2 separate regions of the Homo sapiens genome follow, and region 1 is linked to region 2. The links are chromatin loops, found by intact Hi-C in ENCODE. Cell type or tissue: CD4-positive, alpha-beta T cell. All regions are shown on one strand. Links, peaks and the distances in the headings refer to the core of each region. The heading gives the core; the rest is flanking DNA.

The links. Peaks named below come from ENCODE experiments on the same cell type or tissue, not always from the same donor. Only the 100,000 strongest peaks of a DNase experiment are listed, where the experiment ranks them.
Region 1: a loop joins it to region 2, with 4 times the contacts of the local background. A loop is called at or near these places in 7 of 110 quality-filtered maps.

What each region holds. Positions count from the first base shown.
Region 1 is chr12:57,545,964-57,548,864 of GRCh38, forward strand. DCTN2 (dynactin subunit 2) reads right to left here and starts at 1,229. Exons shown (of 14, transcript NM_001261413.2): 1 at 1,065-1,229; 2 at 65-133. The coding sequence starts at 1,100. RefSeq lists an enhancer at 1,358-1,497. In CD4-positive, alpha-beta T cell, for the core only: no CTCF peak of the experiment used is centred there; DNase peaks (open chromatin) are centred at 668 and 1,298; H3K4me3 peaks cover 1,447 bases; H3K27ac peaks cover 1,030 bases.
Region 2 is chr12:57,458,005-57,460,905 of GRCh38, forward strand. It overlaps GLI1 (GLI family zinc finger 1), which reads left to right and starts at 1,781. Exons shown (of 12, transcript NM_005269.3): 1 at 1,781-2,197. It overlaps LOC124902947 (a long non-coding RNA gene), which reads right to left. Exons shown (of 2, transcript XR_007063335.1): 2 at 1-1,557. It overlaps INHBE (inhibin subunit beta E), which reads left to right. Exons shown (of 2, transcript NM_031479.5): 2 at 1-21. RefSeq lists enhancers at 1,370-1,449, 1,460-1,509. In CD4-positive, alpha-beta T cell, for the core only: CTCF peaks have their summits at 1,224 (motif pointing right) and 1,424; DNase peaks (open chromatin) are centred at 1,267, 1,717, 2,187 and 2,547; H3K4me3 peaks cover 1,985 bases; H3K27ac peaks cover 1,269 bases.

The sequences.
Region 1 (2,901 bases), core at 321-2,820, 88 kb after region 2:
GAAGGACCTGTCTAGGGGAGAAAGGTCAGAGTCCGGAGGAGTCTGTGGCAGCACACATTCTTACCGCATCGAACTCCGCTTGATCATCCTCAGGTAGGTCGCTAGTTTCATAAACATCTGGCTCATTCCTGGCCTGCAGGTAGAAGCAGTGACCACCCAACCTCACTACCCAGCATCCAACAACACCCCTTCCCCCACTCCATTTGAATAAGCTAACAGAGAAGGCGGGGTGTGATGTCAGGGTTCTGTCCTTTCTCCTCCACCTGCCCCGTGAGTCAACAGTATGTCAGTTCCCATGTCTCAAGGGGTAGGGATGACAGCGGAAACAATTGGGACCTGACAGTAAACGGTGAGTGTAAGTGATAGCAACGATGTTACCCTAAATCTAGAGGCGGGCAGGTCCTTGGCAATCACTATTGCCAAAGAAGGTGAAGGCTATCCTCCAATTAGGCCCCGTACACCACCACCCTGGCACAAGGATTGAGAGTGACTCAGGACCTTAGTACTCAAGGTCCTGTGTCCCAACCCTCACCTTGAGAAGCAGGCAGGGCAGCACAAAAGGAAGGTACACGCCAGGATTGTCATGGGAGTGGGGGCTGGGGGAGGGCATAGGTTCCCTCAAGGATAGAGCTCCCCATCTGGCACAAGAGGGTTCTGCCAGATGGCAGAACCTCTTCCTTGGCAGGATGAAGGCCATCGTTAAGTGGTCTGGTGTGTGTGTCTGGGGTAGCGATGGGGTCTTATGGAGAGATTTGGGGGGGACATGGGAGGCGTTGACACGGATGGTGGAAAAACTCAGGCACAAGAGGTCAGTACCCGGAGTCGATTTCTGGGCCGAGCTACCGGCGACTGCCGGAAAGGGGGCCTGGTGCGCCGTCCGGCGGCCCGGCCCAGTCGGGTCAGAAGAGTTCGGGGGGTGCTGAGGCCGATCGGAGAACGAGCGGCGGGAGCCCTTGGGCGGAGGATGGGCTGCAGGCGGGAGGGGTCGCGGGCTGGTTTCTGCTGGGGGTCCTTGGGAGGTCGGGGGCGCGGTCCTGGGGAGCCGGGGCCGGTCCTGTACTCACAATGCCGGGAAGGTCGGCGTATTTAGGGTCCGCCATGGCGGCGGCGAGACGGGCTGGGGGACCCGGGCCTCGGTGGAGCCGGGGCCGGTGTTCGGGTAGGGGAGAGGCTGGGTTCGGGTCCCGGGCTAAGGCGGCGGCAAAGGGAGCGGCAGATGAGCAGGAAGTCTCGCGACAGCAGTAGCACAGCAGAAGGGTAAAGCAAAAGTCGCGAGAACAGCCCTGCTGCCACACCCCTGGAGAGGCCGGGATTGGGGAGAACGAGGCCAGGGAATGAGGTAATGGCCAGGGGACGCCGCCTAGGATTGTGGGATGTGTAGTTTTGGTGTACTGGAGCTTGGGCGGGGAGCGACAATAACGAACCTTGGGGAGCTATTTCATACAGCCTTTTCTCTCACTTTTACAGCAAGTCAGTGAAAGAACATTTATAATTCCTGTTTGGGGCTCCCAGGAATAAAATGACTAGATTAAATGATACAGGTAGTCATACTGTGACACAGCCGGGGTTTCAAAAACAAGAAGTTTGCTTGATACTGTGTATTATAAAAACAAAATAAAAACAAGAAGTAAAATTTAGTAAACGCGTAGTGTATGTTAGGAATGAAAAAGTTAGGCAATCTTCTCAAGTAAGGGCTTTCAGATAATTTGAATTTCAGATAATAAGTAGGTGTGTGTGTGTGGTGTGTGGTGTGTGGGTATACTAACCCCCCAAAAATTAAGTATCTGAAATTCACATTTAACTGGGCATCCTGTTTTTGTTTTTTGTTTTTCAAATCTGGCAATTCTATCTGAAGTTCATAAGTAGGTAAGTGGTGTCTCCATGTCTGTCTGAACACTCTCTGGGCTCTTAACTACTTCGTTAATAGTTCTCAGACTTTTATTTATTTTTCAATTTTTTCAATTTTGTGGGTACACAGTAGGTGTATGTATTTATGGGACACATGAGATATTTTGATACAGGCATGCAATGTGAAATAAGCACATCATGGAGAAGAGGGTATCCATCCTCTCAAGCATTTATCCTTTAAGTTACAAATAATCCAATTACTCTTTAAGTTATTTTAAAATGTACAGTTGAGTTATTCTTGACTATAGTCACCCTATTGTGCCATCAAATAGTAGGTCTTATTATACTTTCTAATTTTTTGTACCTATTCACCAACCTTACCTTCCGTTCTCAGACTTTTAAATTTCATCGTTCAATAAAATTAAAACAACTACAAACCTTGAAGATTTGCCTTTTTATTTTATCAAGTAAGTATATTACAAATAGAAAACCTATTATTTACTGTCACCATCATTACTTGGTAGAAAAGCAAGAAGGACACACTCAGAATAAAAGATAGTCCTTTGAAACTTATCAAATCCATCTTTATATTAAAAAAAAACTCACCATTGTTCTTTTGGAGGTGAGGGCATACTCAGTGAACTTTTGTCTCTGACCAGTGACCCTCCATGGACTGGCATTTTGAAACCCCTTTACTAAAGATGCCACCTTGGAGCCCCTGGGGACCCAAGGATGGGATGTTTCCCAGGATGTTTCCTGAGCTTGCAGGATGCTGCAACACTTAGAAATTGTGCCAAACCAAGTGACTAGAGAGTTCCTGAGTTCGGAACTCGTTGTCTTTCTTTCTCCTGGCTCCTCCCCAAGCCTCTATCCCTTTCTCCATAGTCCTACAGCTTTCCTGTCCCATTCCTTATGTTGGACTCTTTTCTTTCAGTTCCCTTAAGATTCAAGGTAGGTTAGAGGTGTAGCCCCAATGTGGGAAACCCCCTGAGTTCTGAATAGTTAGGTCTTGTCTGGCCAGGCTATCAGCCTCTTACTTTTGTCCCATAGTGT
Region 2 (2,901 bases), core at 217-2,716:
TTAATGGAATGTGTGCTTGTATGGTCTTGTGTTACAGTCTTTTTCAGTTTTAATTTCTAATGTGGTGAATTGATAGATGTAAATCATATGAACAAAAGCTCAATGATTTTTTTTTTTTTGAGACGGAGTCTCGCTCTGTCGCCCAGGCTGGAGTGCAGTGGCACAATCTCGGCTCACTGCAACCTCCACCTCCCAGGTTCAAGCGATTCTCCTGCCTCAGCCTCCTGAGTAGCTGGGACTACAGGCCTGCGCCACCATGCCCAGCTATTTTTTGTATTTTTAGTAGAGATGGGGTTTCACCATGTTGGCCAGGCTGGTCTCGGACTCCTGACTTGAGGTGATCCGCCTGCCTTGGCCTCCCAAAGTGCTGGGATTACAGGTCTGAGCCACTGTGCCTAACCTAATGACTTTTAAGAGTATAGAGGAAACCAAAAAGTTTGAGACTCACTGGTCTATAGAACTGGGTGGGGAGAAGAAAGTAAGGTGTTCTAAGAGAGCTCTTCTTGCTGGGCACCGGTGGTCCCAGCTACTTAGGAGGCTAAGGCCGGAAGACCGCTTAAACCCAGGAGTTCGAGGCTATGATCACACTTGTGAATAGCCTCTGCACTCCAGCCTGGGCAAATAGTGAGGCCCCGTCCCAAATAAAAATAAATAAATACATAAATACATAAATAGCTCCTCTGGAAGAAGGGGCTCGAGGCTGGGACAGGAGCATGTGTGGGGTGCCTTTTTTTCAGTGCCCATTAGTCTGGTCTGACTGAGCTGGGTCTCTGACCCTCTGGGGATAACTAGCCTGGGTCAAAGTCCCAGATCTCCCCCTACCTTCACCTTTTCTTTTCCCCCTTGACCCTCAGACTGAACAGTTAACCCACTGACCTTCCACACCCAAGGGGGTGGTTCTTGGAAGCAGAGCTAGGATGTGGGAGGTCTGCCTGTGGGGTTGAAAAAAAGGGGAGAGGGTGCCCTTTTTCCTTGTCATGCTTCCTCCTCTTTCTCATAAAAATCAGAGACTGAAATGCTGCCCCTCCCTTATATCCGGTCACGATGGCAATGCAAATCTAAAGAGGCAGGGCACTTCCCTGTCAGGCAGTACCGCTGGGCATAGCAACCTCTGCCTCTCCGTTTCTCAGAGCTCACATATCCACCTCCTGGGCTTTTAAGTGGGCTTTAGTGAGGGGCTCCTCCTTCAACTGGGCTCCTCCTTCAGTTCCCCAGCTCTTCTGCTTCGACTCCGAGCGGGTGTCATGTGTGAGAACGGCCAGCAGAGGGAGCAGAAAGCCTGGAAGAGCAGCTAGAGCCTGCAGTGACGTGGTGCGGAGGGGCGGCACCCTCCAGAACTTCGAGACGTAGAGCCGGGGTTCTAGGGAAAGGGGCTTCAGTCCCAGGGCTCCTTGGTGACCTCGTGAACCACACCCTGCACCCAGAGCCTCAGCCGCTGCTCCTTGCTTTTATGCTCCATAGACTCCTCACCTTCTTCCAGAGCCCCCAACCCAACTTGATTTGCCCCAAACCGCAACTCTGTCCCGGCCGCTGCAAGTTCCATCCAAAGGGTGAGGCCTGCAGATAAACCACAGGATGGCAGAATGCTCAGTTAGCACCAACCAAAGGCGACTACCCTACCTCCACTATTATCGTTCTCGGTTGAACTTCTCCCCCTGCCCCGCAATATTTTCCTCAATCTGGTTGTCGGGGCCTCTTTGGGGCCAGCCGATCCAGAAATCCAAGCCGGGATTTAGTACTCACCAACAGCAGCGTGTTCAGCCGGGGCGGGGGGGGGGGCGTAAGCAGTATAGGGTCCCTCAAGGGAGGGGGAGGATCCTGGGGGTCCTGGGGGTGCAATAAGCCCGGCACCCCTTCTCTTGCTTCCAGCTACCCCGCCTCATCCTCCAGAACGGCAAGAGGGAGGGAAATAGAAGGGAGGTGAGGGGCGAGCGGGAAGAGCGGCGGCGCGCCAGCGGCTGGAGAGAGAAAAAGTTTTTGCAAAAGGGAAAAAAAAAGTTTGCGCTTCTCGCGGGTGGTCCGGGCTTGCGGCCCGGCGGGCTGGGCCGGCGGGAGGGCTGGGGGCCAGGTTGGGGGGGTGGGGGTGGCATCGAGGCTGCGCTGCCGTGGCCCTCTCCGCCCCCCCTCCCCACCGCACACCCCCCAGCCCAGACTCCAGCCCTGGACCGCGCATCCCGAGCCCAGCGCCCAGACAGAGGTGAGAAGGGGGGGCAGGCGGGGGACCACCTGGGAGCAGTGGGGGAGGGGGCCTGAGGGGATGCTCAGCTTCTTAGGGACTCATCCCAGACCCGGGACATAGAGGCAAAATAGGGGTGGGAGAGCCTGGGGTGAGACATTAGAAACTCCAGATTTTTCACTTGTGTCTTTCTCTGTATCTTCTTTTTCTTCCCTTTTTTTCTTCTGTCAGTCTGTGTATCTCTGTCTCAGGGAACCGTGGGTCTTTGTCTCCGCCTCTCCCATATATTAGAAATATCTTACTTTCATGCGGTTAAGTTTAAGAGGCTGGAGGGATGGCTAGCTGGAGGTCTGCGTTGTAGAGAGGTAACCCCAGGTGTGTGTCTGCGCGTGGGGTAGGAAGATGTCAGTGTTTCTGAAAGGTGGGGACTGCAAAGGAGGGAGCTCCAGGTGGGGTGGGGACGGGTGTGTGGGAGGCAACAGAGCCACTAGGGGCCAGCCAGGCTTGAACCTTTGACCTGTCTTGTGACAGATGTGCCAGTGGATGCTTGTGCTTTAGGGGAAAGGAGTGTCTTCTGGACTTGGAAGGGGGCTGGGGCGGGGGGGGGCTGTCCAAGGTCTAGTGAAGGCCCTAGAATGACCCCATGCAATTTGGACTCCTGAGTCCCAAGGGCTGTGGGCAAGGAGCTCAGGAGGAGCCGGGGAGACCTTGTCTTGACCCTCTGA